2 separate regions of the Homo sapiens genome follow, and region 1 is linked to region 2. A link is a loop called in an ENCODE intact Hi-C map of the cell type or tissue named here. Cell type or tissue: PC-3. All regions are shown on one strand. Links, peaks and the distances in the headings refer to the core of each region. The heading gives the core; the rest is flanking DNA. Region 1 overlaps LONRF3 (LON peptidase N-terminal domain and ring finger 3). Region 2 has its middle 9.0 kb from the start of CT47C1.

Evidence for each region. A loop is a pair of places that touch in the nucleus more often than their neighbours do. Peaks named below come from ENCODE experiments on the same cell type or tissue, not always from the same donor. Only the 100,000 strongest peaks of a DNase experiment are listed, where the experiment ranks them.
Region 1: it touches region 2 in a loop (5-fold over the local background); 61 of 110 quality-filtered maps call a loop at or near these places.

What each region holds. Positions count from the first base shown.
Region 1 is chrX:119,011,589-119,026,478 of GRCh38, forward strand. LONRF3 (LON peptidase N-terminal domain and ring finger 3) reads left to right here. Exons shown (of 11, transcript NM_001031855.3): 8 at 227-385; 9 at 1,451-1,613; 10 at 2,619-2,768; 11 at 5,947-6,767. The coding sequence ends at 6,102. Among named protein-coding and RNA genes, the nearest start is that of LONRF3, 44 kb to the left of the region's middle. RefSeq lists a silencer at 3,913-3,972. In PC-3, for the core only: no CTCF peak of the experiment used is centred there; DNase peaks (open chromatin) are centred at 2,163 and 4,003; H3K27ac peaks cover 4,955 bases.
Region 2 is chrX:119,056,264-119,071,757 of GRCh38, forward strand. No RefSeq gene overlaps it. Among named protein-coding and RNA genes, the nearest start is that of CT47C1, 9.0 kb to the right of the region's middle. In PC-3, for the core only: a CTCF peak has its summit at 10,972; a DNase peak (open chromatin) is centred at 10,958.

The DNA.
Region 1 (14,890 bases), core at 56-8,055, 52 kb before region 2:
GCTAACCTCTGCATCAGATCATGGGACTCAGCCCACACTATCAATTGCATTTCAATATTTTTCTATTAGCCATCAAAACTTGATGTATCTTTGGCAAGTGACACTGTCAAAAAACAAACTTGGTGTCTCTGCCTTCCCCCAGGGGTATCACATGCTAACATTTGACCAATATTTTTGTGTTCTGTCCGATTGCTTTGAGATCCCTGTCATTTTCTCTTTCTGACAGCCTTAATAAGAATGTGCCTATTTTCGTGTGTACTATGGCCTATCCCACCGTTCCTTGTCCCCTGCACATCTTTGAGCCTTGTTACCGCCTGATGATTCGTAGATGCATTGAGACAGGCACGAGACAGTTTGGCATGTGCCTTGGAGATCCTGTCAAAGGGTAAGTGAGGAGCCATGCGAGCAAAGGGAGGTTGTGTAATGAGGGATTTCTGTTTTACTTTGGGGTACTCCCAGGAGACAGGGAGGCCTAGCTCATGAGGTTTAGCCAACTGAAGAATATGAGCATTTGTAAGGATCATTGTCCCTTTGGTGGTTAGTTTACCATGTGAGAGGCTGTCTATTTAAAGAACCCTAGAATTAATATTTGGTTAAACAGGTGGTATATGTTATAAAACTTGTAAGAATGTGGGCCTTGGAGTCAAACTGCCTGCTTTCATTATCTAGTTGCAGCCTTGGAGCAAGTTTGAGTTTGAGCAAGCTATTTAACCTTTCTGTATCCCAGTTTCCTTATTTGTAAAGTGGGTACAATAATAGTACCTACCTCATTGGGTTTGCTTGGAAGATTGGTGAGTTAATAATGTACATAAAATGCTGAGCACAGTTCCTGGCTTCCTTAGTCCATTTTGTGCTACTATAACAGAATGCCACAGACTAATAATTTATGAACAATCAAAATTTATTTCTCATGGTTCTGGAGGCTGGGAAGTCCTAGGTCAAGGTGCTGGCATCTGGCAAGGGCCTTCTTCCTTTATCATAACATAGTGGAAGGGCATAGCAGAAGGGCAACAGAGAGAGAGAGAAAGAAGGGGGTCAAACTTGCCCTTTTATATTAATAACAACCCTACTCTACTTTCACCATATCAGCATTAATGCATTCATGAGGGTGGAGGCCTAATCACCTCTTAAATGTCCCACCTCTTAATAATGTTACAATAGCAATTAAATTTCAAAATGGGTTGTAGAGGAGGCAAACATTCAAACCATAGCACTGGCACAGCACATAGTATGTGCTCAATAAATGGTAGCAGTTACACGAATACATTACGAATTTTTTTTCTTCACACAGGCACTGCCTGTTGTGTAATTGAAGCTGTAACCCAGGGACAGGAAAATAGGCAGAAGTCCCTTGAGCCACAGCATGGGGCTACAGAAATGGCTGGGTGCCAGCCCAGGGAAACAGAACTCATCAAGGATCTAGTCTCTCGACTCCATTCTCAATAAACAGGTTTGCAGAATATGGCTGCATCCTAGAGATCAGAAATGTTCAATTCTTTGCTGATGGCCGCTCAGTGGTTGACAGCATAGGCAAGAGGCGCTTCAGGGTGCTCCATCAGAGCCAGCGGGATGGCTACAACACAGCCGACATTGAATACATTGAAGACCAAAAGGTAAGGGTGGCCAGTGCCAAGAATCCCAAAGCCAGGCTATCCTTGTAACTTGATACACAAAGATAGTTGTGAAAGGATTTCTCAGAACCCTTGAGGGCCTTGGGATTTCACACCAAATTGCTGCAGCAACATTGAATGCTGCTGGATTGCTGTCCAGTTGCACTATGGCAGTGAGGGCGCCTACTGTCCTGGCTCTGCTTAGCTGCTGAGTTGCATTCATGCATAGGAAATGTTATCCTAGATCAACCCTGGGGCTCATTCAGCTTGGGAGTTAAGTCTCTGCCAAAGATTGCAAGGAATGGATCTGGGGTGGGTCTATACATATATATTTTATCTATCGATTTATGTATATTTTAAACTTTTTTCTTTTGAGACAATTATAGATCCACACATGCATTTGTATTTTAAAGTACGTAACCTGGCTAAGAGCCCTTCCCAATAATCCATCATCCCCTAAGGCAGAAAGATGACACATCTAGTTAATCCTTGGTTTTCTGAGGTAATGGGTGGAAGAAGAGGTAAATAATCCTATATTCATTTATATTTACATTTGTTACATAGTAGATTAATAAATATCTGATGACTGAGTAAATGTGTTTGACCAAGATAGTTACATGCTGAGACTGACATACTCCTGTGTCTTTTCCAGCAAGTAATGAGAAAACAGATGTAAAAATGAAAAGGGCAAAGGCATGGACCAGCATAACCTGGTTTAACCACATGCCTCCACTCAGGCCGGTTTGAATCTCTGGTTTTCTGCATGTTTTGCTGTTTCAGCTAATCTACCCAGCTGAACCTTTCTCCTTCCTCCATGGTCAGCAGTATCTACACACTGTCCAGCACTTGACTAAGGGGCATTTCACATCAAGCAAAGGAGAAAGCTGAATGGGTGAGCCTTCCCATAGGAAGGCAGGATGGATGCTCAAAGCGAATCAGGTGTCAAAAGTGACTCTGGGAATGATGGAGAGGGTACAGAATGTTTCACTTCCACTTTGATACTTTCAGGTTCAGGGAGAGGATTGTGCTGAGCTCATGGGATTACATAACTGTGTCTATCAGCAAGCATCATTGTGGTTTCATTCGCTCAAATTATCCCTAAAGAATCGGATACTCAATCACTTTGGTCCCATGCCGGAGAAAGACGCCGATCCTCAGGTATAGAAAAATGTCTATTTTTAAACGGGTTGTCCCACTAGAAGAGAGTGCCTAGTGTTTGTGATTAGATGGGTATGTGGCTGCCATTCAGCACATCGAATGCAGAGAGGAAGATGGATTTAATTTGGTGTTGTTTGGCTGCACAGTGAGCGTCATGAGTAAGACCAAAAAGATCCCAAGTTAGAATCGGGGTAACTAAAGTAAAGCAGTAGGAACTTGGATCCAAGGCAGGTTTTGAGAACTAAGTAAGATAAGAGAATGGGAACATAGATATCACCAACAGAAGAACCTTCCATGGGAGTCCAGATTCACACCATGGTAGTGTTAGGGTGACAAGTTACATGCAAAGGCCAGGACTTAAGAGAAGGGTATCCTGGGAGCTGAGACCAAAAGCTGCTGCTTTCAGGTAACTTCATAACCCTCTCCCTCATTGCTTTGGGAACTAGGGGATAGGGCCAGCTACCCTTATAAGATTACAACTGCAAGACCACAAAAACTTTTCGTGCCTCGGTCTATCTATGCTTCGCCCTGCAAGTCTAGACCCTTGCTATTGTCCTCACCAGGGCTGAACAGCTCTGTTCATCATTAAATACTGTTAGTTGAGTTATACTAGACAGTAGTTTGTTAGGTTCTACTGATCAGTGTTCTTCCTGGGGGATAGGCCTATTTGAAAGATCAAGCTGCAGATCAGAAGCTCCCTAGGAGAGTGGAGATGGTTAAGTTTCACTAAGCTTTGCTTGCCTGGAATAAATCAGGGAATACTGTCTTTCTAGGATAAGGCTGGAGATATCCTAACCACATATTTCCTCACGACCATCTCTTCCTATGCTCCAAGCTGGCTCTCCTACATTGATTCTTTACTTATGCTCATCCCCAACTCTGTCACAAAAGAAAAAATCTCAATATGCATATTCTGACCAAAAGTCTGGTCCTGCTTACCTCACTAGCAGTATGACCTTGGGAAGATTCCTTTCCCTTTCTCAACTTTTGTCCCATCTCTGACATGAGGAGGGTTCTAAAGCCCCCTCTTCCTCTTGCATTCTGAGGTTCTAAGACACCAGTCTGTTCCCTAAATGAAATGTCTTGCTTTCCTCAGACCACAAAGGTGGCTTCTTTCCCCCCCCATGCAAAGGCATCATGAGTTTTCAAGGGAGAAAGGCCAGTTAGTGCTTCCTGTGACCCAGCTCCTGGCTCTGGGCCACGATGAGTCAGGACTGCAGCATATACCTCTGAGCAAACTCACGATCAAGCTTAATGTTCCCCTTCACCTTCCGGGAAGCGTTCTCCCTTAGGCAAAAGATACAGATCAGCAATGGTAACGGGAAAACACAGATGCTACAGTGTGATTCATAAAGGCTAATGACAGAGAAAGTTGAAATCTTGGGTTTCACTTCCTTTTTTCTTAGTTCTGTTATTATGTTGCTTTGGCAGCAGCAGCACCAGCAAAAAAGAAAAACCCATACCCATCCCAGTTTGCTCCAGTCAATGCTGCATCCCCAGTGGTCCCACAAATAAGCATGTTCTGTCAGGAGGATGTTTCTTAGAAACTGCCACAAGTGTTAATACCAGCTTAAATATCTTTGTTGGTGATCCTTGGAAAGAAAGTTCAGAACATCAGTCTAATATTCAGAACTGATCATAGGAGGGAGAGCATATTGCCAGCTTCAGGGAGGGACAAAAAAGAATGCAAATGAAGTTAGAGGCACAAAGAAGCAAAGAAGGCAGTGAGATTTGGTGACGATCAGAGGAACCAATTTGGAGCCAAATAATTTCAGGTGTAGGCACTTTGACCAGAATGGTTCTCTATAGTCCTAAAACCAAACTTGTGAAAGTTGTGGGCAGAAAGCTCGTTTTAGGCTTAGAAGGAAATAAGTACCCAATGTCTAAAATATGTGCCAGGGAAGCTGCTTTGGGGAAGGATTTATGTGGAATGGGAAAGCTCTTTATTAAAAGGAAATCTAGGGGCAGAATATATTTCTTTCTTTCTTTCTTTCTTTTTTTTTTTTTTTTGAGACGGAGTCTTGCTCTGTCGCCCAGGCTGGAGTGCAGTGGCATATCTCAGCTCACTGCAAGCTCCGCCTCCCAGGTTCACGCCACTCTCCTGCCTCAGCCTCCGGAGTAGCTGGGACTACAGAAGCCCGCCACCGCGCCCGGCTAATTTTTTGTATTTTTAGTAGAGATGGGGTTTCGTCGTGTTAGCCAGGATGGTCTCGATCTCCTGACCTCGTGATCCACCCGCTGGCCTCCCAAAGTGCTGGGATTACAGGCGTGAGCCACTGTGCCCGGCCCTGGGGCAGAATATATTTCTAATGTGAATGTTTTCTAATTGGAATTTTTGCAAAGTGAGATTGTGATTCTTTGGGACTGTAAATCATAGCCTTTGGTTTCAGGGGAGAAGAGAGCTATGGCCCTGTATAGTGACATGGTATACATGGACTATTGCCTTCAGCCACATCAAGGAAATGAGGGGACTTAAAAGACATGCAAAGGTCAAGGGGTCATGGGAATCGAAGGCCTGAATGTTAAATGCATCAGTCCAAAGGACCTCAACAGAATATTAGAAGTGGAAGAGACTACATAGTAGATACCAGCTTGTAAAATCACATTGGCTAGGAGGCATGGTGTATCTGTTAGGATACTGGTTGGTTTGCTTTAACAAGAAACAAAAATGACTGGAGCTTAAACAAGATGGAGGGGCTAAGTCTTGGACAGTTAGGGCAGCTCTATTCCACAAGAGCATTCAGGCACCCAGGCTCCTTCATCACAAAACTCTACCATCCTTAAAATGTCTCCCTCATCCTCTTGATTGAGAAAGGCTGATCCTCACCACGTCCATGTTCTAGCTAGGGGAAAGGGAGAGAAAGAGGAAGGCAGAGGGCATATGCTTCTTTCCCAGAGCATGACCAAGAGGTTACACATATCACTTCCCTTTACATCTCATTAGCCAGAACTTTGTCTCATGGCCTCACCTAGCTGCAAGGGAAGCTGAGAAATGCAGTCTTTTTTCTGGGTGGCTATATGCCCTGCTAAAATAAGGGGGAAAATAGATATAGGGTCAATTAGCAATCTGCCACATGGAGTTGTTCTACCTGGGGTCTTTACCTTGAGCATTTGGAACTCTGCAGACTGATGTTCTTGGATGGGAATAGGATGACTCCATTGTGTTTCTCTGTTGCAGATGAACCCGAATGGCCCAGCCTGGTGCTGGTGGATGTTAGCAGTTCTTCCCTTGGAAAGCCGAGCTCAGCTCCCCTTCCTAGCAATGAGGTCCTTAAAGGACAGACTGAATGGTATTCGACGAGTCCTGGCCTTCATATCCCGAAACCAAAACTAGTGAGTGGATTGCCGAAGAGGAGCTCCCACCTTCCCCACTGCCGTCGGGGGGAGTCTTCTTGTAAATATATCTAATTGCAATAATATCTTAACAGAAGGGGGTGTCAAACAGAGGCATCAGCCTGCTGTTGATCACAGAGAGAAATTGAGTAGAAAGACCAAAAGAATGTGACCTATTTGAAACTTTCTGTCTTAAGATGCTTCTTGACATGCTGCATAACTACATAAACAGCAGAGGTGTTTAAGAGCCCAGAAAAACATAATTTGATTTTAACATTAAAATTTCCAAAAGTTTAAAGTGGTTTTGCTTTAATATTCTTTCTTTCATAGATCAATGACTGTGTGGTTGAAATGTGAAAACAAAGATACTAATAATGTTGCTGTATAATTTCACTGACTTGAGGTCTCATTCCAAATGGTTCAGGTTTTATAGAGCATTGTGTAAAATAATGTTCATACTTCTTTCTGTTTTAATAATTTATTTTTTGCACTACTGTATCCTTTTTTCTACATGTATGTTTGTAACTATTTAAGCGTACATTGCTGAAAAGTCCATTGCTTTATTTATTGATGTGGTTTACCATGTACCTAGGGGGAAATAACAATACTAGAAGTGTGCAGTTTTTGCTTTTATCTTTTTTTTACTACAATGACACTAGTTCTTAGACCATTTCCGTATCTATCCAAATGGATGCTTAAAAGAAGTTCAGAATGATGCTAAGATCATCTGTCTTCAGAGTCCACTTTTTTTTTTCAGTTTGAACTAAACAATATAAAATACTTAAGGGATTTGGCCTAGATTATGGTATATGCCAAGGTAAAGTAAAATAATTCATTTTCTGTGTGTAATACAGAACAAAGCTGAAAGAATTATTTTTATTATAGGCATTTACTTCAGCAATCTAATTGTACGTGTATCTAATTTTTCCCCAGTGCAGTTAGGAATCGGATTTTGGGCAGGATCATAATTAACTCTTCAGAGGAAATGGTGTTCAGTTTAGCACATCACAGTCATGCCCAACTAGCCTCCATAACCCACCTCTCCCCGGGGTTCTGAGGATCAAGACCTGGACAGAAACACTTGATAAGGACTTTTTATTATTAAAATGTAAATAAGACAAATAGAGTAGAACCCTATAAAAATCTTTTTAAAGGAACCAGATGGCCGGGCACGGTGGCTCACGCCTGTAATCCCAGCACTTTGGGAGGCCGAGGCAGGCGGATCACTTGAGGTCAGGAGTTCGAGAGCAGCCTAACTAACATGATGAAACCCTGTCTCTACTAAAAATGGATACAAAATTAGCCAGGCTTGGTGGTGTATGCCTGTAATCCCAGCTACTTGGGAGGCTGAGGCAGGAGAATCACATGAACCTGGGAGATGGAGGTTGCAGTGAGCCGAGATTGCACCACTGCACTCCAGCCTGGGCAACGAGCAAACCTGCGTCTCAAAAAAAAAAAAAAAAAAAAAAAAAGGGAACCAGATAATCTATTATTTTACCTAAGTACTGCCTTTGCTTCTAGTTGCATGGGTGAAATATTTCAATGTATGGGGAGAATATAGGGTGAGGAGTAAGAGTAAGCCCTGATTTAGCTTGCTTAGTGCTAGTTTGAGTCCTTCAGTGGCAGGACAGCCTGTAAAGTACCACAAGTATGGGAGTGTTATAATGGCAGAGTGAAACGATTAGAGCAGGGAGGAAGTGAATTGTGCCATTAGTACCTTCATGCAAATTATACCATGTGATTTTGGACAGTGAATGATTTTTGCATCATTCATTCACAGCCCATCACTCTGTTAAGGTGAGAGTGTAATTCTTACTTCTCCCATCACCACCTGTAGCTAGAAACAGGAAAGGGAGAATGAGATGATCCAGACAACATAAAAAAGATGCATGTAAGCAGAAACCAGATGGTCTTTTCTGCACTCACTTAATGGACATTATGTTGCCAGAGTGTTGTGTTTATCAGATTTGATGTTTGGAGCTAGTCTGGGCAGGTGAAGAACAGAAATAGGCGGAAGTATAGGCATTATTTCTGCGCAAGCAAACTCCACAAAGCTCAGGGAGCAGAAAAGACTCCCCCTCCCACCTGGTTCCCAGACCATGTGGTCATAACACAATCCTAATAGTTTCTGGTTATCTAGTGTAAATGCAACAAAGAAAAAGGCCCTAAGCTTCTCTACTTATTAGATATATTATTTTTGGCAATTGATTTAACTTTTGCCAACCCTCAGTTTTCTAATCTATGAAATGATAGTGATAAGTTCTGCATATAGGGTTGTTACGAAAATTAAATGAGATAATGTGTAAATCAATTAGCACAGTGTCTCACACCTAGAATGCACTCAAGAAATAATAGCTACTATTAGATTAGTCATAGTTATAGAATATCATCAAGGGCCTACATTTGTATAAAACACTGCCTTTACACACAATATCCACTTGAAACCCCTTTAAACTTAGTTGGGGGAATACATACCACTGATTTTTGGACCCATAATTTGATGATTTACAGATAATTCTTTTGGGAATTAAATGTGTGTGAAAGTGAAATAACTGGAGAACAAATGAGGGTCAGAGATAGGGATCAATCCTATACCAGAAATTTTTTTCCTGCTTCAATAAGGGCTAGAAGGTAGTGCCCTATGTAGGTCTAGGATTTCTTTCTTCCTTCCTTCCTTCCTTTCTTTTTCTTTTGTTCCCTCCCTCCCTCCCTCTCTCTCTCTTTCCCTCCCTTCCTTCCTTCCTTTCTTTTTCCTTTCCTTTCCTTTCCTTTCTTTCTTTTGTGTGTGTGTGTGTGTGTGCGAGTCTGAGTCTCACTCTGTCACCCAGGCTGGAGTGCAGTGGCTCGATCTCAGTTCACTGCAACCTCCGCCTCCCAGGTTCAAGTGATTCCCTTGTCTCAGCCCCCCAAGTAGCTGGGATTACAGGCACGCACCACCACGCCTGGCTAATTTTTGTAGTTTTAGTAGAGATGGGGTTTCACCATGTTGGTCAAGCTAGTCTCGAACTCCTGACCTCAGGTGATCCATCTGCCTGGGCCTCCCAAAGTGCTGGGATTACGGGCGTGGGTGTGAGCCACCGCACCCAGCCTAGGATTTCTGATAGAATGGAAGCCTTAAGTTCTAGCTCCATTAGAATAACCAACTTTTCACTCCCTGTTCTCCAAAATGTATTGAGAACCTTACCCATCCCAGATGATGAGAGTTTACAATCTGTGACTTCTGTTCTTAGTTGATAGTATTTCTTTATGTTGCCCAAAGTAACAGATTCAACAAAAAATGTACTGAGATCCCCATGTACCAGGTACTGAGCCAAGTGATCTCACATACCTGAGCTCATTACATCATTTATTTCTCATACCAACCCTGCGAGAGCAGTTATTATCCCCATATTATGAATGAGAAAACTGAGCCTCCACTATGTTAAATATTTTGTCTAGTTGCAAGGCAGGATGCAAGGCTAAGCTTTGGCTTTCTTTGGGATGTACCTTAACGAGGTAATCAATTGGTCTTGAACATTTTTACACTGGGAAATTGGTTTTGCTGCACAGCTTGGGAATGAAGGGTATACAGAAGAAAGACATAAGGCTAAATCTAGGCCAGAAAAATAAGACTTCCCCCACAGTAGATAGTGCCACTTATTTAGTTAGTTTTTCTGTCTATCATGACTGACCCAGTCTTTGCCTAGTAGGTTATATTTTGTATGTATGTATGTATGTATGTATGTCTTTGTGTGTGTATGTGTGTGTGTGTATGTGTGTGTGTATATATATATATATATATATATATATATATATATATATATACACTAGGTAGCAAGCAGACATCATATCTTTCTGCTTTGTACTGTACTACTGCTGCTAGCAAATAACCAGCAAAATGTAGAAAATGAAAAACCAATTTTCTGTAGACAACCTGGAGAAAAGAGTGCCTGCCCCTGACTTAGCGGGGCAGAGAATGACAATTTTTAAAGTTTGCCTTTTCTGAAGGTTGCTTTTAGCCCAGTGCTGCCTCAGCAGCAAGGGGCAAGCAGAGTCATTGCGCATGTGGCGCTTCCAGCTCTACCTGTGGAGCTGGCCTGGGCTCAGATAATCCCCTGTGACTGGCCATTGGAGCGGCGGAGCTCCTGAGGCTAGTTCACAGCACCCAGAGGTCTCTTACAGTCAACAGATTGCATACTGTTGACAGACTGCAATCCGTCTGTGTTCCCCACACCAACTCCATTTCCAAGATGGGAATTTTATTCAGGAACTCATTTTTGAGTTCCCAACATGTTGACTTCGCATCCATTTCTGCTCACCAAGGCAGAACCATAGCAGTGGTGTGTGACAAAGATGCAAATGGAGGGCAGCCCAAACAATGGAAAAGAGAAGATTTTCAGCCCATTCTTGGGGCTAAGTGAGGTTTTGATTTATGGTAGAAGACAGTTCTAAAAAGCAGCTGGCAGCATGGGCTTCAATTTGTGGCCCTTCTGAGTTCAAACAGAAGGAAGGAAAAGGAGCCACATAAAGTGTACACATTCAATTCATCTTAGAATGATAGCTCCCACCTTATTACACTGTACAACTATTTAATAATCTGGGTTACACACATCCAGAGGTGAAATAAAGAAATTTTCACTTACAAATGTGTATTTCCAAACATGCTAAGTTAACCTCCAGAGAGAAGTGCCTGTAATCTCTGTTCCTGGTGTCACTTTAAAGCTTTTGCTTCATGACTGTAGCTGTTGTTTAAAATGTTTTTGCAGCAAACGCGATTTAACAGAAGTTTACAAAGCAACACTGTAGCTAATGCATAATTTTAAAAGTTGACTAACATTTATCTATTGTTAAAGCAACACTAATAATGGAATAAAAGGAAAGCAAATAGGCCAATGTGGCACCATAGGCTTATTTTAGGTAAATTAGTTCCATCATCTTATGCAGTTGTAAGTAATGCCAGGATTAAAATATCAAGCAAGCCACGTAAACAGTGGCAAATGTGTGTGTGTTTTCCATTTGTTTGGTAAGCAGCCATTTTACTCTTGCACTGTAATGAACTGAAGGGAAATATAAGATAATGCTTTTTTCCCCCCATATTGCTATTCAACTACCTCTATATGCTTGATTTCTTTTTAGGATTCCCATCCTCCAAATCTGTACAAAAACGTTTCAGCTCATCTGTGTTGTAATAACAATGTGATACAGACAGTTTGTGTGAAAGTTGTTTGTTCATTAAAAAATGTTTCCTATTGCCTCACTTTGTGTCCAACAAAACTGTATTCCTACCTTAGGAAAAGAATTATCCAACTAGCTTCAGTATCACTTCGGTGGAAGCTGAATAGAAAGGAATGCTTCAGGAACATCTATTTGTTCTTGTTCCTATTGGTTGTAATACCAGAAGATCCTTTAAAGAAATATACTTGCATTCAGACAGCAAACTCCCATGTATGTGACAGCGAGGCAGGTGTGAACTGATTAATGTGACTGATGTGTTCTGAAAAACTGGCCATAAAGTGTTTCAAAATGCACCAGAAAAGCTTGTTACATAAAGAATTATGTTGAAGCATTTTGTCAATATCTGCCCCTACTTTATATGTAAATCCAAGCATTCACATATTGGGTTTGCTTAAAGCACAACACACTGCCTACTATTTTCTTTGGCATCATAAAATGTTCAAGAAAACAAATAACACGTTTTTATTTTAAACAAGCAGTTTATTAACAATAGGCTAAAAGCTAAGGCCCCAAACATGAACCTTTTAACAGGAAAATTGGTAACATTTGTGACAATAAGTGATACTGACCAAGCTGATCCCAGCAGAAGAGCTTCAGCAACATCCCATCTTCTCTACAGTACTGATTTTAGTCTTATGCTATTGATAACTTTTAAATGAGTTCTTACCGTTGAGGGAAGAAGGACACAAGAATGGGACAATTAAAAATGAAATGATAGAAAATTCCACTTGAGCTTGATCTTATTCTGTGTAACAGGACCTTGGGGGATATAGAAAAAAATCAGAACTCCTGTCCATCTAGGCCCCAGAGGAAAGACTTGGCTCTGTTAGACTTCATCCTTCTGTGCCCAGTCTGCCACTCGCTGGTTCTTAAGAGATAGAGTACACTTAAAGGCACAAGCCAGTCCTTCCAAGACAGTCCTGCCCAGAATCCCTGCATAATTTTTCTCTGGAGAACCGAATTGAGCCATCTTAAAAGAAGCTTCTGTTTGCAGTTGTACCCCAGGCCTTTGTTAGAACCAAAGCCAACACTTACTGCATCCTCTCTTCTGGGATCCACTCTGGCTTTTTTTTTTTTTTTTTTTTTTTTTGAGACGGAGTCTTGCTCTGCCGCCCAGGCTGGAGTACAGTGGCGCAATCGGCTCACTGCAAGCTCCGCCTCCCAGGTTCACACCATTCTTCTGCCTCGGCCTCCCGAGTAGCTGGGGCTACAGGCACCCGCCACCATGCCCTGCTAATTTTTTTGTATTTTTAGTAGAGACGGGTTTTCACCATGTTAGCCAGGATGGTCTCGATCTCCTTACCTCATGATCCACCCACCTCGGCCTCCCAAAGTGCTGGGATCACAGGTGTGAGCCACCACGCCTGGCCCACTCTGGCTCTTTTGAGTTCTCCAGGGCCAAAGATGCCTCCCTAGAAGATAACACCAGTTGAAAAACGAGATATGAACAAGAGAAAGGAAGGAAAAATGCCCTAGACTCCCAGAAGCCTAAACTTTTCCGTGTTCTCTTATGTTTTATGATTTCTTCATTCCCAGGAGGGCCTGAGGTGGGATGGGAAGGGGCTGGTGTCAGTACTCCCCATATTGACTTCTTCAGGTAATGTAGATTTCCTAGCCAGACTTGTCTGTGGTCAGCTCAATGCAGAGGTATGTTCTGGTCAAGGTAGAGAAGTGTAAGTTCTGAGGAGCCCTGCCTCTGTATCTCTGAGGCCCCTTCTCCCACCCTTTACAGTTTTTGGTTACTGATTTTCCCATTTCAACCTATACTCACATTGACTGGTCATACACGTTTCCTGTCCACTTACACACATATATTATCAAATGTCATCGTTGCATTACAAAGACCTGAAAAAATTCTACTCCATTTATTGAAGTACGGCCTCCCAAATTGCACCCCTTTGCAGAATACTTCCTACCTTCTAGTAAGTCAATATCAACAATTTCTGGACACTACAAATGCTGCAAAGGGCCGAAATAGCCCACTTGCCCTAAATCCAGTTTTGCTACAGAAATCTTGCTTCTCTTGGATTTTAGAAGGGCATTATGGTGATATTCGATACAGTCATGGGAACAGGGGAGATCATTGCACCTTTGGCCTATCAGGATGTCTGTTGCCACTGGTAGAAGGCAACTCTACAGTCTCAGGACTGTGTGTTTCTTCTGCGAGCTGAAATGAACACTCTCATAAGAAGATAGTTGTTATTAGGGAAGGGGGAGCAGTATGTCCACAAATGGAGTTAAGCCCTTCTGCTTAAGCAGTCTACAGTGATGAGCTCCCATTGGACAGAGAAAAGGATGGGGAGAGGAAAAGAAGGAAAAGAGAGGAATGAAGGCAGAGAAGGGTTAAATGGCTAATTATGAGAGTCGAAGTGGTTACCTTTTCATCTCCTGGCCGGAACATCATGTATCCTCTTCCCATATTAACTGTGGACTTGATCTTCCATCCTGATTTGGGAAGTCACTTATGCCCAAACTAAGACTGCAGTCATGTCTTCAGAAAATATGAGCCATGTTCTTGCACCTTGTAGGCTGATCCCAGAAAGGACAGACAGTGTATCAGCAGCTCCTCATTGAGCTGGTCACTGATCCAAAGGCCAAGCCAGTGTCCATTGAGTGTTCATTACGTGCCATGTTTGTTTCTAGAATTTTTAACATTCTTCTTAGAAATAATAATCTGTGGCCAGGCGCGGTGACTCACGCCTATAATCCCAGCACTTTGGGAGGCTGAGGCGGGTGGATCACCTGAGGTCAGGAGTTTGAGACCAGCTTGGTCAACGCGGTGAAACCCCTTCTCTACTAAAAAAAATAAAAATAAAAAAATAAAAATTGCCGGGCGTAGTAGCCCGCACCTGTAATCCCAGCTACTCAGGAGGCTGAGCCAGGAGAATCGCTGGAACCCAGGAGGCAGAGGTTGCAGTGAGCTGAGATTGTGCCACTGCACTCCAGCCTGGGTGACAGAGCGAGACTATGTCTCAAAAAGAAAAAGAAATAATAATCTGTGAAGTAGAGCTCTTCACAATAATCTGAAGTAGAGCTCACTATAATATGTGAAGTAGACATCTTGTTATATACTTGTTATAGGCAAGTAAACTATGGCACAGGGTGGTTTTGTTACTTACCAATGGTCATGCTGATTAAGATCTGGGCCAGAGCCCGCATGGATTCCAAAGCCCACAATCTTACCCACTGTTACGGGCCGCCCATTGTGTAGTGCCACAGACCCAAGAGAACAACTCAGTTCATAAATGCAAATCGAAACTACGATGAGATACCATCTCACACCAGTCAGAATGGTAATTATTAAAAAGTCAAGAAACAACAGATGCTGGTGAGGCTGTGGAGAAATAGGAATACTTATACACTGTTGGTGAGAATGTAAGTTAGTTCAACTATTGCAGAAAACAGTGTGGTGATATCTCAAAGATCTAGAACCAGAAATACCATTTGGCCCAGCAATCCCATTACTGGGTATATACCCAAAGCAATATAAATCATTTTATTACAAAGATACATGCACACATATGTTCACTGCAGCACTATTCACAGTAGCAAAGACACGGAATCAACCCAAATGG
Region 2 (15,494 bases), core at 7,264-15,263:
AGCCAGTGTAGCCCATCTTTTTTGCTGTCAGTGGGCAGCGTCTCTGCGACTTCTTTTCCCAGGGGCTCCTTTGCCTGTTCGTTCCTGGTTATCTGCCTACTCTAACAAAGGGACTTTGTGGAGGGTTAGGAATGGAGGTAAAGTGACAGAAGACTCTCTTGCCTGGCATGAATAAGGGGTTTGCCGCAGCTTTATCTCTCACATGTAGAAGTGGCTTCTAAGGGTAAGCATGAGACACAGGAGCCAAACAGGGAGGACAATGGAGAGAAATTCCAAATCCATTGCTCAAATAAGCTTTGTTAGAGGCAGGCAGATGGAAATCCTGCAGCTCTGTATTCCATGACATGAATAGTTTATTGTAAAGATTAAAATATTCCTAATGACTGAGGCAAAATGCCGGTTGGATTTGTCAAGTTGTATGACAAGCTTGCTTCTGTTTCTGGAAAAAAAAAATTGTCACAGAAGCTGACTGAGCTGTGGCCAAAAAGAGATAAAGTGTAATAATTTACCCCTCAGCCATTACTTCTTGTTTTAAATTTCTTGGTGGGAAAAAATTCATTATGTCCGCTATGAAGAAGAGAACAATCCTGGAGGGCTTCTATTTTTCAAAAGGCTTGAGAATTCTTCAAATGAAACTGCAGCACCTATACGTTCATAAACTTCAAGTAGTTTTAACATAACATTGTCTTTGTTATCATGTCAATCTTAGCTCACCAAATCTAGAAGCACTTGCTGTGTAACTTTCCCGTGTTAATGATCCTAACAGGTTTTTCAGTACTTCTAAGGCTATTAGGTCTCTACTGCTCAGCGCTTCACTTGGAAAGAAAGTATGGATTTGATGGAGTAGGAAAGATACACGTTGCCAAGTTACAGTTTCCCATCTAGATTGTGTCACCCAGAGCAACTCATCAAGGGACAAGATTATGGGAGAAAAAGAAAACATGGGAAACAATGTTAAGTAATTGAAAAAGTTCCATAGCCAGAGACTGGAGTCCTTCAGTACTGGTTTCCATTATTAACTCGTTCGACGAGATGAAGATAATGGGACTGAACATTTTACTAAGAACACTGTAAGTATTTCAAAAGCGTCTAAAATCATGGCACACAGACAGTCTCCATATTGTTATTCTCTATGTTAGTGAGTGGGTTGCTCCTGAGCAAGTAGAAATTTAAATTTAAAGTTTCTGAGATAATTGGCACAGGAGTATGAATTTGAGTTTGTTATTGTGGGTCTGTGATTCATTCATAATTAAAGAAATATGATCATCTGTAAAATGTGGCTAAAAAAAGAAAAAAGAAATATTTTATTAAATTTTAGAAAAAATGTTGCCAGCATGTTTTTCATTGAAAAGATAATGTATCAAAAAGCTAAAAACATTTTCTAAAAGAAAATATGGCCGGGTGGCGTGGCTCAAGCCTGTAATCCCAACACTTTGGGAGGTCGAGGTGGGTGGATCACCTGAGGTCAGGAGTTTGAGACCAGCCTGGCCAGCATGATGAAACCCCATCTCTACTAAAAATACAAAAATTAGCTGGGTGTGGTGGCAGTAGCCTGTAATCCCAGCTACTCGGGAGACTTAGGCAAGAGAATTGCTTGAAACCAGGAGGCAGAAGTTGCAGTGAGTTGAGATCATGCCACTGCACTCCAGCCTGGGTGACAGAGCAAGACTCCGTCTCAAAAAAAAAAAAAAAAAAAAAGAAACAAAATATGTTTAATAGTTGTAATCAGAGTCAACTTGCTTTAAAATTTTAAAATCTAATACAGTTCAAATTGAGTATTTTTGCTTATTAAACACAGAAATGCCAATTCATATACAGAATTATTCTTTTAGTTTTACTGTTTGTTTATTTACTTATTTATTTCATTTGAATCAGGGTTTCACTCTGTTGCCCAGGCTGGAGTGCAGTGGCCCGATCGTAGCTCACTGCAACCTTGAACTCCTGGGCTCAGGTGATCCTCCTGCCTCAGCCTCCCGAGTAGCTGGGACTAGAGCCATGCACCACCCTGCCCAGCTAACTTTTTTTTTTTTTTTTTTTTTTTGGCAGAGATGAGGTCTTGCTATGTTACCCAGGCTGGTTTGGAACTCCTGGCCTCAAGCTATCCTTTCGTGTTGACCTCCCAAATTGTGAGGATTATAAGTTTGAGCCACCACACCCAGCCTCAGTTTCACAGTTTAATTATTTCTGAAACTGTGGTTCAAATATTTGAAATTATTATTTTTAAAAGATTGGGTAAGAGTTTAACTTTTGTTTTACAAGGGATATATATGTATATATACATATTTGGTTTGGAGACAGGGTCTCACTCTGTCACCCAGGCTTGAGTAAAGTGGCATGATCACAGCTCACTGCAGCTTTAACCTCCCAGGCTCAGATGACCCTCCTGTCTCAGCCTCCTGAATAACTGGGAACACAGGCATGCGCCACAATGCCTGGTTAATTAAAAATATATATGTATTTGTAGAGACAGGGTCTCACTATGTTGCCCAGGCTGCTCTCAAACTTCTGGGCTCAAGTGATCCTCCAGCCTCAGCCTCCCAAAATGTTGGGATTACAGGGATGAGCTACTGTGCCTGGTCTACAAGGGATATTTTAATAGGTATATTTAAGAAAAAGACTTGGACATTTAGTATGTAAGCATTATCCTTCAATGTAGAGTAGTTATAAAAAATAAAACTAAAATATTTCTATGCAGGAACACCTTGTCAACAGTCATTTCATAACTACTTTTTATTTTCTGCAGCATATATTATTTTGGTGCTAGTAACATTGATGAGATGTGACTGTGATAAGCATGAAGAAAAAACAAATGGGACAATATTAGAAACTGAAAACCAAACGAAAACACTACTACTGGTATTGTATTGAAAACAAATCACATGAAATAAAATAAATTGAATAGCCAAACTTAAGATCTACATGCATAAAAAGAGAAATAAATTAACATTATTTTTATAACAAAAGAAATGAAATCTATAAAATATGCAAATAGCTTTATCTTTTAGGTTCAATAAACACTTATTTATACTTCCTATATGATATGCTTTTCCACATACATTATATTGTGTTTCCTTGATAACATTTTTACTGATTTTAAAAAGTAGACTGGGCACAGTGGCTCGTGCCTGTAATTCCAGCACTTTGGGAGGCTGAGGCAGGAGGATTGCCTGAGGCCAGGAGTTCAAGACCAGCCTGGGAAACATAGTGAGACCCCCATCTCCACAAAAAATTAAAAAATCAGTTAAGTGTAGTGGCGTGCCTCTGTAGTCCTAGCTACTCATGAGGCTGAAGTGGGAGGATCACTTGAGCCCAGGAGGTGGAGGTTGCAGTGATCTGAGATGGTGCCACTGCACTCCAGCCTGGGCAACAGAGCAAGACCCTGTCTTTAAAAAAAGCAATGTATGTGCATGCATGGAGTCAAGATATATATGGGAACTCTCTGTACTTTCTGCTCAATTTTTCGGTGAACCTAAAACTTCTCTAAAAAATAAACTCTATTAAAAAAGGCAATATATACTTATTGTAGAAAATTAAATTTACAAAGGTATAAAGAAGAAACTTAACATAACCCACAATCTTACCACCCAGAGACCACTATTGCCTTTTCTCTTTTAGTTTTTTCTGTGCATATATATTTATAACCATTTAAAAAATAAAATAATAATCATGCTGCAGATGTAAAGTAATTTAAGCATCCTATACCTACAGAAATAGCAAAATGTTAACACCAGAAATTAATGTGCCTTTCAGCAATAAAAAAAAGAATATATTTTGTTAACCGTATGGTCAAATAAAAATTTATTTTCACAATTGGTGGACACGCAAAGCAGTTGAAATAGTCTGAAAAAAAACTTGGACATATATAATTAAAGTGACAAACACATCTCTTTTTTCTCTCTCTCATCAGGATCTAAGCCAAGAAACTAAAAATAAAAACATGAATCAAGAATGATCCCAACAACCATGCTGGAAACTAAATATTTCATTTTTGTTTCACTAAAGATGTGTCATTAGTGTAACTAAGGAAAATTATACTCTAATTGGAAACACAACATGAAAAATTATACTGTATTGAATCCTGCACACAATAAATTGAAAAATGAAACCATGAAAAAATGCACAGAAAAAAGCAAATGCGACATTATACATAAAAATAAGAATATGACACACTGAAAACTATAAAGTATTGATGAAATTGAAGAAGACATAAATAAATAAAAAGATATCCTGTGTTCATAGGTTGGAAGAATTAATATTATTAAAAAGTACAGACTACCCAAAGAAATCTACAGCTTTAATGCAATCCTTGTCAAAATTCAAGTGACAAGGGTCACAGAAATGGAAAAAAAATCCTAAAATTTGTATGGAACCTCAAAATACCCCAAATAGCCAAAGCAATCTTGACCAAAAGCAACAAAGCTGGAAGCATCACACTACTTGATTTCAAAATATACTACAAACTACAGTAATCAAAACAGCATAGTACTGGCATAAAAATAGACATTTAGACAAACGGAACAGAATAGATAGCCCCCAGATAAGTCAACACATTTATAGTCAATTGATCTTTGAAAAAGTGCCAAGAGCACACAATGAGGAAAGGACAGTTTCTTCAATAAAGTGCACTGGAAAACTGGATATCCACATGTCTCCTTTGAAAAAGAATGAAATTACACCGTTTTCTCACACCATATACAAAAATAAAAGAGATTAAAGACTGAAATGTAAGACCTGAAATTTAAAACTACTAGAAGAAAACATAGGGGAAATAACTTCTTGACATCAGTCAGGGCAATGATTTTTGGACTATGACTTCCAAATCATAGGCAACAAAAGCAAAAATAGATGATTGGGATTGCATCAAACTAAAAAACTTCTGCACAGCCAAGGAAACAATCAACAGAGTGAAAAGACAACCTACAGAGTGGAAAAAAAAATTTGCAAGCCATGCATCTGATAAGGGGTTAATATCCAAAATATATAAGGAACTCAAACACTCAATGGTAAGAAAACAAATAACTCAATAAAAAATGAGCAAGGGACCTAATAGACATTTCTGAAAAGAAGACACCAATATGGCCAACAAGTATATAAAAAAATGCTCAACAGGCTTAATCATCAGGGAAATACAAATTAACACTACAATGAGATCACTTCACACGTGTTAGAATGGCTATTATCAGAAATATGAAAGAAAAGTGCTGGCGAGGATCTGAAGAGAAAGGAACCCTTGTCTATTGTTTGTGGGAATGTAAATTGGTACAGCCATTGGGGAAAACAGTGTAGAGTTTCCTTAAAAAATTAAAAATAGAACTACCATATGATCTAGCAATCTCACTTTTGGGTATATATTCAAAAGAAATGAAATCAGTATGTCAAAGAGATATCTGCAATCCCGTGTTCGTCACAGCATTATTCACAATAGCTAAGATGTGAAATTAACCTGTGTCCATTGATGAATGAATGGATAAAGCAAATGTGGTATATATACACAATGGAATACTATTCAGCCTTAAGAAAGAATGAGATCCTGTCATTTGTGATAATGTGGATGAACCTGGAGGACATTATGCTAAATGAAAGAAGCCAGACAGGTACAGAAAGACCAATACTGCATGGTCTCACTTATATGTGAAACCCAAAAAAGTTGAACTCATAGAGGCAGAGAGTAGAATGATGGTGGCCAGGGGCTGGGAGTGAGGGCAGTGGAAATATGTTGGTAAAAAGGAACAAAGTTTCAGTTATGTAGGATGAATAAATTCTGGAAATCTACTGTACAGCATGGTGACTACAGTTACAGTATTGTATACTTGAAAATGCTAAGAGACTAAATCTTAAGTATTCTTACCACCACAAAATAATAAGTGAGTTGATGGGTACGTTAGTTAGCTTGATTTAATCGTTTCACAATATGTATATATATATATATATATTACAACATCATGTTGTATACTGAAAATATATACAATTATTTTATTTGTCAATTATACCTTAATAAAGCTGAGGAATAAGTGAGTATATAACTATGTACCTATCAGAATGGCTAAAATAAGAAATAATGATAACAATGCATGCTGGTGAGGATGAATATTTGGCACTTGTGAAAGGTGGGGGTTTGCTAATGGTGATAGTTCAGGAATTTTCCCTGGAGACTCTTCAAATCAGAGGTAGCAGGCCTTTATACACATGTAATTCTATGATTTTTCCATATGTGGGAAAATTTATATTTGGCTAAATGTGCAGCCAGCTGCTTGGCAACATTTCCCAGGAGAGCTGGGATTGCAGTAAAAAGTGACCATTTCTGGCACTGTTTTTGGAACACCCTAGATTGGCTTCAATGGTTTCAAAGGAACATTTTTGCACAATTTCCTCAAAATTAATTATCCCAATTCATTTTATACCAAAGATAATTTAAGGCAGGAAATGCCCCCTGAAAATCCTTCTATCTAAATTGTATTTTATCCCCAGTTCTTCCTCCACAAAACCGTCTTAGACTCACTTGGCCCACAGTGAGCTCTTCCTGTGAGAATTCCTCCTGTATTTATGATACAAGTTCAGGTGGCCTTTCAGAGGCCATGTAATTTAGCACATTCTTCTGGGTCTATGTTCTTGCTCCGTTTGTCAGCGATTGGCTCTCTCCCCAATCAGGCTGTCTACTCCTTGAGAATAAGGTTGGTGTCAGATAACCTTAGTCATACTCCTCCCCCAGCCCTCTCAGTGGGTTAGCATAGTTTAGAACCAAACGTGTGTTCAAAAACATGCAATTGAGAATGGGCGTGGGGATGACATAAAGTCTGTGTCCCTGTAAAGCGCTTAAAAAATGGCTTCAAGAGCTCCTTGCACAAACACCAATTGCAATTTTCTCCTGGATGCTAAAACCATGTGTACATTATGTTGGGCTCTGTATTTAACCAGCCTGAAGTCTAGACTTATCTTCCCTGGGCCCTCAGCCAGAGATTACAGAGAAAAAGCAGCCTTGGGTGAATGTCTTGTTTGGAAGCGGAAAGACCTTGTTCAAGTGTTGGTGTAGGAACAGCAGCAGACAGGAGCTGAGCTACCTCCCTACCACCCCTCACTGGGGAGTGATCAGTAAAAAAGGAAATTTCTATGCACAGTAGATTGTGAGATTGTGCTCTATTGGCAGCTGCTGAGTAGTAGTGCTGAGATAGAAACCAAGGCAGGTTGGATCCACAAGCTGTGCTCTCAACCACTAGGTTACACTGTCTCTGACGATGGTCCCCTGTTAATGAACATACTTGCTGTTTCTGGTTTTCAAACATTTGCAGTACTCTTCCTTCGTTCATTGAGCAGGGACTCTCTCTCTCTCTTCTTATCTGTCCTATCTATCTTTTATCTGTCTATCTATCTACCTATCTATCTATCTATCTATCTATCTATCTGTCTTTTTTTTTTTGAGATGTAGTCTTGCTCTGTTGCCCAGGCTGGAGTGCAATGGTGCGATCTCTACTCACTGCAAACTCCACCTCCCGAGTTCAAGCAATTCTCCTGCCCCAGCCTCTCGAGTAGCTGGTATCACAGGCGCGCATCACCACACCTGGCTAGTTTTGTATTTTTCAGTAGAGACAGGGTTTTACCATGTTGGCCAGGCTGGTCTCGAACTCCTGACCTCGGGTGATCCACCTGCTTCGGCCTCCCAAAGTTCTGGGATTACAGGCATGAATCACTGCTCCCAGCATTTTTCTTTCTTTTATCTGTCTATCGTGTTCCCTGTTATATCCCCGGTGCCTGACAATGGTTGCTAAGGAAAAGTTGCTGAAAGAAGTCCCTCTTGTATCCCTACAGTGCTCTGTGATTGCCTCTGTCATTTTACTTACCATGCTGTGTTGTATGAGGTGGGGCTGCACTTATTTCAGACATTTCTTTGTTTCATGGAATTTTTTAAATGAACCCTAGTAGGAGGGATGCATCCATACCCCTCAATCATTTTAGTGATATTGTCAATGTCTTTTGGCCAAAGATCACTAGGCACACACATGTTGATCAACCTGGGTTTATTACTTGTTGAAGTGAGGGGGCATGTACACCGTGAAGAACTGTGAGGCATCTCAAGAACAGTATGTTAGAAAAGATTTGTTATAGGATTTGGGCATTGGCTAGATGACTGGGGGAAGGTCAAAAAAAGCTATGGTTTGCCCTATATTGGATGCTGTCAGACAGTAGAACAATTCTGTGATCAAGTATTTCAATAAGTTTTAGCTAGAGGGAGGGTAGAGTAGAGGGAAGCTACAGCTCTAGTTAGTAAAGAGTAGCAGTCATTCATTTTAGCTGGGAGAGGGATGTTTTGTCATTTCTGTGGTTTGGACAGTGTTCACATTTTGTCTGGTTTCAGCCATTACAGAGTTATCTTGCTTCTGCCTTGATCCATCATAGTCACAGAGTTGCCTTGTCTGATATTGGCATTCTGTGGATTTATGTTCAACAGAACAACAAGACCTAGTTTGGTGTTGCTGCTAGTGCTAGGCCAGCTCCTAGCAACAGCAAGGCCTAGCTGATGGTACTAGTCCAACTCCTGGATGGTAGGAGATGCTTTTCTCTTTCTCATATGAGTATTTTACCAGAAGGGCATGTGCAGGGAGCTACCTTAAGTGCATTTCAAATAGGCTCCTGAATACCTCCATCCATCCCACAGGTGTTCTACCTCCAAAGCCCTGTTCTCTGACCCCACTGCATTGCTCTGTTTCCATCTATCCAACCCCTGCTCTATTTCTGGGCCAAGTCCTACCTCTTCTACGAAGACATCTCTGACCACTCCACACCAAAATACTTTCTCACTACTCTGATCTCGGTGCCTTTACTGTTTGATCTGTTTCTTTGACATTTTCTGGTTATATCAAGACTCTCCGGCTCACTACCATATCCTAAGGCCTAACACTACATATGGTCTAGTGAAGCGGTAGCATGTACTGCTATTTAACCTTTAATGCATAGGTTTTGTCCCCCCAGCTGAACTCCAAGCTACTCGAGGGCAGGAATTATATGCTGAGGACCCATATGTTGCTTATGTGCCAGGCTTTGTTCTAAGATTTTACATATATTAGTTCATTTAACACTCACAACAAGCCTATGTGATAAGTGCTCTTATTATCTACATTTTTCGTATTTTAAAAAACCCACTGAAGTTCAGGGAGGCTAAATAACTACCCAAGATCACGCAGGTACTAAGTGGCAGAGCTTGGGTTAAAATCCAGGCAGTTCAGCCCCCGAGTTTGACAAATTCTTTGTTTTATATTCACAGCAGGGACATCTGGAATTAAAACGTACCATCCTCTGGAGAAAGTCATCCTTATTCATTTTTTCCCTGGACCTGAGGTGCCTCTCAAGGAGTTGGAGAAATCAGAATCTCCCTAATAGAGATGAGCTCAAGGGTAAAAAAAAAAAAATGTGATGGATAAGATCTAAGCTTACTACACAGATAAATGACTGCATATTACCCGCATACCAAAGCACTTTTTCCTTTACAAAACCCTTGCCTGCAAATTCCTTCAAAGAGAAAGCACCCTAATGCATTTCAAATAAGCTCTCTGTATGCAACATTTCCCTTTTCAGCCCTCCCGCATCTCTCCCCACCCGCTCCAACTGTCAGTGGAGTGGCTTGAGTGGGAACTGCTATAGGTTTTTAGAACTTATGGTAGTGAATGTGTGTCCTTTTAACTTCCAGAAGACTCTGGAGGTCAGTGGGCTGGTGAGGCAACCTGTTGCCAAACAGTGCCAAATGGTCATTTGAAGCTAAACCAGCCCAGAGGATGAGCTGTGGGCTGTACTGCAAAGGGAGTTGTTTGGTTGTTGGCATGGGGCTTCCTGAACTAGACCTGTCAAAGAGCCCATGGAGCTATCTTGAAATGTTCTTTAGTTACAGTCCTTTACAGTAGCTCCTTCAATTGCCCCATCGATAGCCCTGCCATGAGAAACAAGAACCCCTTCTGCAAGCCATTTGGAATATAGAGGAAGGGGAAATCATTATCTATCTATCTATCTATCTATCTATCTATCTATCTATCTATCTATCTGGCCAAGAGTGGCCTGATTTTTGTTCTCATTTCTTTGAACTGAGGTCCACTCCGTTATAACCTTGCTTTGTTCTTTCCCAGTCCTAGACTGCCATAGATAGTGGGCTTGCAGCTTTGTATGGAGGCATTCATTGGGCACCAGTGCACTGACAGTCTCTGAAGAATTATTAGGTCAGCTGGTTCCAAAGCATTTCAGGCTGATTAAGGCCCTGGAAGAATCTTTTTCCTAGCCCCTTCTGTTACCTCTTCCGTGCCTTCCCCTCCAGTTCACTCAGAGGCTGGTTCATGACCAGTTGCAAAAAGCAGGGTAGTAGCGCATACGAATCTTCTCTCTAAATCCTCTTCAGATGTATTTCACTTATAATACGTGTTCTTGAAAATATGCATTAATAAAATTGTGTTTGCTTGAATAGAGAAGCTACCATCACTGTGTGGATTAGAATGGCATTGGTGTAAAAATCTATGAAGATAATACATGCCAAGTTAGATCAATGCAGTTTGGTAGGTGGTATCTCCTTAGATCCTCACAATGCCACCCTTATCCTCCGGTTACAAGTAAGGAAACTGAGGAAGAGTGATTCCCAGAAAAAGAAGAGGAAGACAAGATAAAGAGGTAAAAGATAAGAGAAGAAAAGTACGGGAAGTTTTGGGCAGAAGGTAAGAGGATATTGGTAGAGCTTTGTGGGGGTGGGTTAGGAGAGGTGAGGGGAAGCTTTTAGGTAAGGACAGATGTCCTTATTGTGAATCTGGAAGGGCACAGAAAAGAAACCAAAACTTAAACATTTCTGGAGGCACTGCCTGGGCCACCCTCCTGGAATGAGAAGATCTGAGGTCAGAGTAGCTAAAAAAAAAAAAAAAAAAAAATCCTTCTATAAATTATGCCTTCTCTTGGAGCGAAGTGCGACCTCTACTCTGAAACAGAGTCATACAGCACCACTCAGTGGCAGTCTCTCGGTAGTGCACCGAGAGTGTCTGCAGCAGCCACCCGGACCCAATGAATCAGAACCTTGAAAGACAGAGGAGAGGCGGTTATGTTATTTTATTTAATCCCCACGAGGTTTTGATGTGATGCCACATTTGAGAATTTCAGGCCAAACTTGTGCTTTCTCTATGATATGAAGACTTTTTAATTTAATCCCCATGAGATTCTGATGTGCTGCCACATTTGAGAATTTCTGGCCACACTTGTGGTTTCTCTATGACATGAAGGCTTTTTCTGATGCCAATCAGTGTGGCAGGAGGCACCTGGGCAAAGCAGAACCTAGACCCTCTCTTTGCTCTTTGCATTCTCTTCTCAGGAGTTTCCTTCTTTCTCATCAACTATCACTTCTCAGTGCATGATTATGTATTAGGTGCTGTGGTGATATAGCATGGCACAAGACAAACAAGATGTCTGTTCTCATGGAGCTTACAGGGAGAAAGACAGCAAATCTATACTTACAGATGGTGATAGGTTCTATGAAGGTAGTAGACAGATATGGCAGTGAGACAGAAAATAACTGAGGTCAGAGAAGGCCTCTTTGAGGAGTTGACATTGAAGCCAAGACTTGAAGGTTGAGAAGAAGCCAGCCATGGGAAGAGTAGAAGCAAGGTCTTGCACACCAAGGAGCACAGCTTGGCAAGAGGACTGCAGGCTAGATTTCGGCCCACCCTACACCTCAGCTGGATACCTTTGTGTAGAGAACAATCTGCACGATCTTACATGAGAGTAGGGGGTAAGGGGATTGTTCCAGCAGATGGAATTTCATGTGTAGGCAAGAACATGTATTCTAGAAATTATGAGAACAGTGCCAGGAAAAGACTAGATCACAAAGGGTCTTATGGGGTAAGATAAGGAGTTTGTATCTTATTTAATTCACAAGAAGCCAGTGAAGGTTTTTAAACAGGATGACTGAAAGATATGAATTATATTCTTTAAAAAACTCTCTAGTTGTGCAGAGAATCCACTGGAAGGGGAAAAACCAGTTAGGAGGCTATTGAGTAGTCAAATCAGAAATGCTAAAGGTTTGCATTAGAATGAGAGTATTAATAGTTGAAGAGATGAGAAGTGGACAGATTTGAGAGACGTTTAGGAGGTAAGCCGACAGATGGAATGGATGTAGAAAAGAATTAAAGAGGGCAACCAGGTTTCCGATGAAAGCATCTTGGTGGGTAGAAGTGCCATTTCCTAAGAGGAAAGAACAAGCAGAGAGGAGGAGCAAATCCAGAATGACATTTTAGCTACTTCAAGTTGGAGAGATCTGTGAGATACTCAAGTGGAGATGCCAAGTCAAATTTGTTATAAACTTGGAAGAGGGGTTTGAGACACAGATATCAATTTGGAAATTATAATCATTGGGTTATCTTCAAGGCCTTGAAACAAAGATTAGATCACTGAGGGAAGGGAGTATAGAAAGGCAAAGTCCCAGAACAGAGCCCAGAGAAACTCTAGTTTGGGGGAATGAGGTAAAGAGTGGCCAAAGAGGAGAAAACTCAGAAAACTGTAATGCCACAGAAATCCTGAAAGGGGCTGTTTAAGGAAGAGTAATGTGGGTAGCTGCTGCTGAAGGATCAAGAAAACTGAGAATAGAAAGAGACTGATGGCTTTGACCACATGGTGGTCATTGCAGACCATAGTCGGAGCAAGGGCACCAAACTGGAAAAATAAGAAGTGGTGGTCAGAGTGTGGAATTCTTAAGATTTTTTAATCTTGAGATTTTGGGAGTGATGTATATTTTCATTAAGAAAGGTCTAGGATCCTTGGCATGGTCCTGAGAGTAAGTGGATGAGGTAGGGTAGATGGCAAATTATTGGAAATGTAGAAGCTGAGAAACAGAAACGTTTGTGTGTTCAATGGCAAAATTGTCAAAGATTTAGGGTGGAGGGAAAGTGTAGTGAAACTGTGGTTGCCAAGCAGTCTTGAGCGTGCTCATGACCACAAATTTTTAGTGAATTTAGTCAACCAACTTTCAATATTTTTATCTGCTTCATTTAGTGGCAAGGAAAAAGTAATATAGTGCAATTCAACTAGAGTTTGGGGTTTTGCCTAGTAGATATGATAGACAGCTAAGAGGAGAAAGGGAATGGAGTGAGTGAGTAGGTATCAGTTTCCTATTGCTGCTGTAACAAATCACCACAAACTTTGTGGCTTAAAATACAGACTTAAAATATTAGAGTTGCAGAGGTCAGAAGTGTCATTGAGCTGAAATCAAGGTGTGGGCAGAGCTGTATTCCTTCTGGAGACTCTAGAGGAGAATCTGTTTCTTTGACTTTTCCAGCTTCTACAGCCTGCCCACTTTCACTGGCTTATAGTTTCCTTCCTCCATCTTTAAAGCCAGCAACATCAGGCCAAGTCTTTCTCATGCTGCCATCTCTTTGGTTCTCTCTTCTAATTCCCTCTCCCACTTTTAAGGATGCTTGTGACTGCATTGGGCCTATCTGACTAATCCAGAATAATCTCCCTATCCTAAAGTCAACTGATTAGCAACACTAACTCCATCTGCAACCTTAATTCCCCTCTGCCAGGTAACCTAACAGACCCACAGGGTTCTGGGGATTAGGACATGGGCATCTTTGGGGAGGCCAGCATTCTGCCTGTGATAATAGCAACACATAATGGATGGAATTTAAACTGGGTAAGTAGGCAAATGAAGAAGATGGTAGGAAGGTAGAGTGAAAAAGTGGCTAGGTCAGCAGATTGGGGAAATAATCTGATGGGATTGAAACATTGTAGCAGTAGAGAAGAAATTTTCTAAATGGTGCCATTTCTGGTAATGGAAAAGGCTAGTGTAGGACCATGGGGGTAAGTATCTGATGTAAGTTTGTAGAAAAGATCAGATGAGGAGGTCACGGAAGTGGAATTCCAGGTCATGGGATAAGTCATCCCTGTGGATGTTAAAGTCACGAAGAATGATGAACAAACTTCAGTGTAGGAAAGAAGACTGATGATGCAAGAAAGGCATAAACCCCACAAGCTAGATAAGCCTGTAAGTGAAAAGGAGCCTGTGGTGGTGCAGACTTGCCCAGAATCAGAAGGATGGAGCCCTGACATGCAACTCCACTCCCAGGGGCTGAGCTCAAAGTTACAGAGTCTGTGCAATGACCCCCTTGGGATGTGGAAGTCAAAGTCAAATCCCAAGAGAGACCAGCATTCCAGACTGTCCCTCGCCCCTCCCGTGGCTTCCATGAGAAGCAGGAAGTGCTGGGCTTGAGGACCGTGGGCTCTACCTGGCCTGGAAGGAGATGGCACTCCTGTGCCAGAGTAGGCACAAAGTAGGCACCCGCAGCCTACTCTGGCTGTGACACAGTAGACTAGGAGGCAAGCAAGGGACCAAGTCACTCCCTGTATGTCAAGGGTGGGGGAAGGGTCTCCCATGAGGGGTGAGATCCCTCATTGTCCCCAGCCTCACAGCAGAATCACACTAGGTTGCAAGAGCAGAAATCTCACAAGAGGCCAGGGAGACGATCCCAAGAGAGAAAGGAAGAGGGGATAGCAAGGCCCTTTGCAGACAGTCAAGCCCTAGGCAGATAGAAGAGAAAAACACCATTCATGGTGATAGTGATTCCAAAGCCGTTTGATTCATTTAGCAAACATTTATCAAACACCGACCTGGTGCAGAGCCCTGTGGCAGGCACCGTGGGTGTTAACAAACTTGAGACAGGCCTGGACATTCACCCTAAAGGGCCTGTGCTTTCTTGGAGGAGCTAAACCATGTCCACACATACCACTGTCATTAAGGATAGTGTCTGGTGAGGGTGGTGGGGTACAGATATAGAAAAGTAGGCTGCCTGGAGGCGGTGAGTTTTGAGCCAGGCTGTAAAGGAGATCTTTGGGCTGGTCTTCCAGGGGTGTTCCCTGTCATCCCAACATTAAGTGGAAACCTCTGAGGGTTGTTGTGGCTTTAGGTCTCTCCCACTGGCCCACCTTGACCTTGATGGTGGGTCTGCAAATGGAAAGGACTTGGCCACTTCTGTTGACTGACAGAGGGAGGTGGGGTGGGGAAAGAGAGCACCTTTCCCTAAGAAAATCTGAAATCCTGGGTTGTGCCAACTACCTGGCTTGGCAAAGATCAGATGTCATGGGTGGGATAGCTGGAGATAAAGGAAAGGTAGCAACTACACACCAGAGATAAGGGAATGTGACATCCTGGATGGGTCTACATCTGCAGACAACAGGCTCAGGCAGATAACCAAGGCTATGGAGATTGTTCCACGGACTTCTGGCTCACATACTTGCCATGAAGAGAGCCCCAATGCGGGAGCTAGGAGGACACTCTCCCTCAGTTTCACTTCAGGTAGTTTCACTTCACTTATTGAAAGCACATCTGCTCAGCTTTTTCCTTTCTCTTCTGTTTGCTGGTGCTAACTAGTTTCCCCTCCCAGGGACTTGAAAACAACTGGTAAGATAGCTTACTGCCACTGCAACAGAACCATCTCCTCCAGGATCTGCCTCACTCCTTGACAACAACTTGCTCCATAACAAGCCCA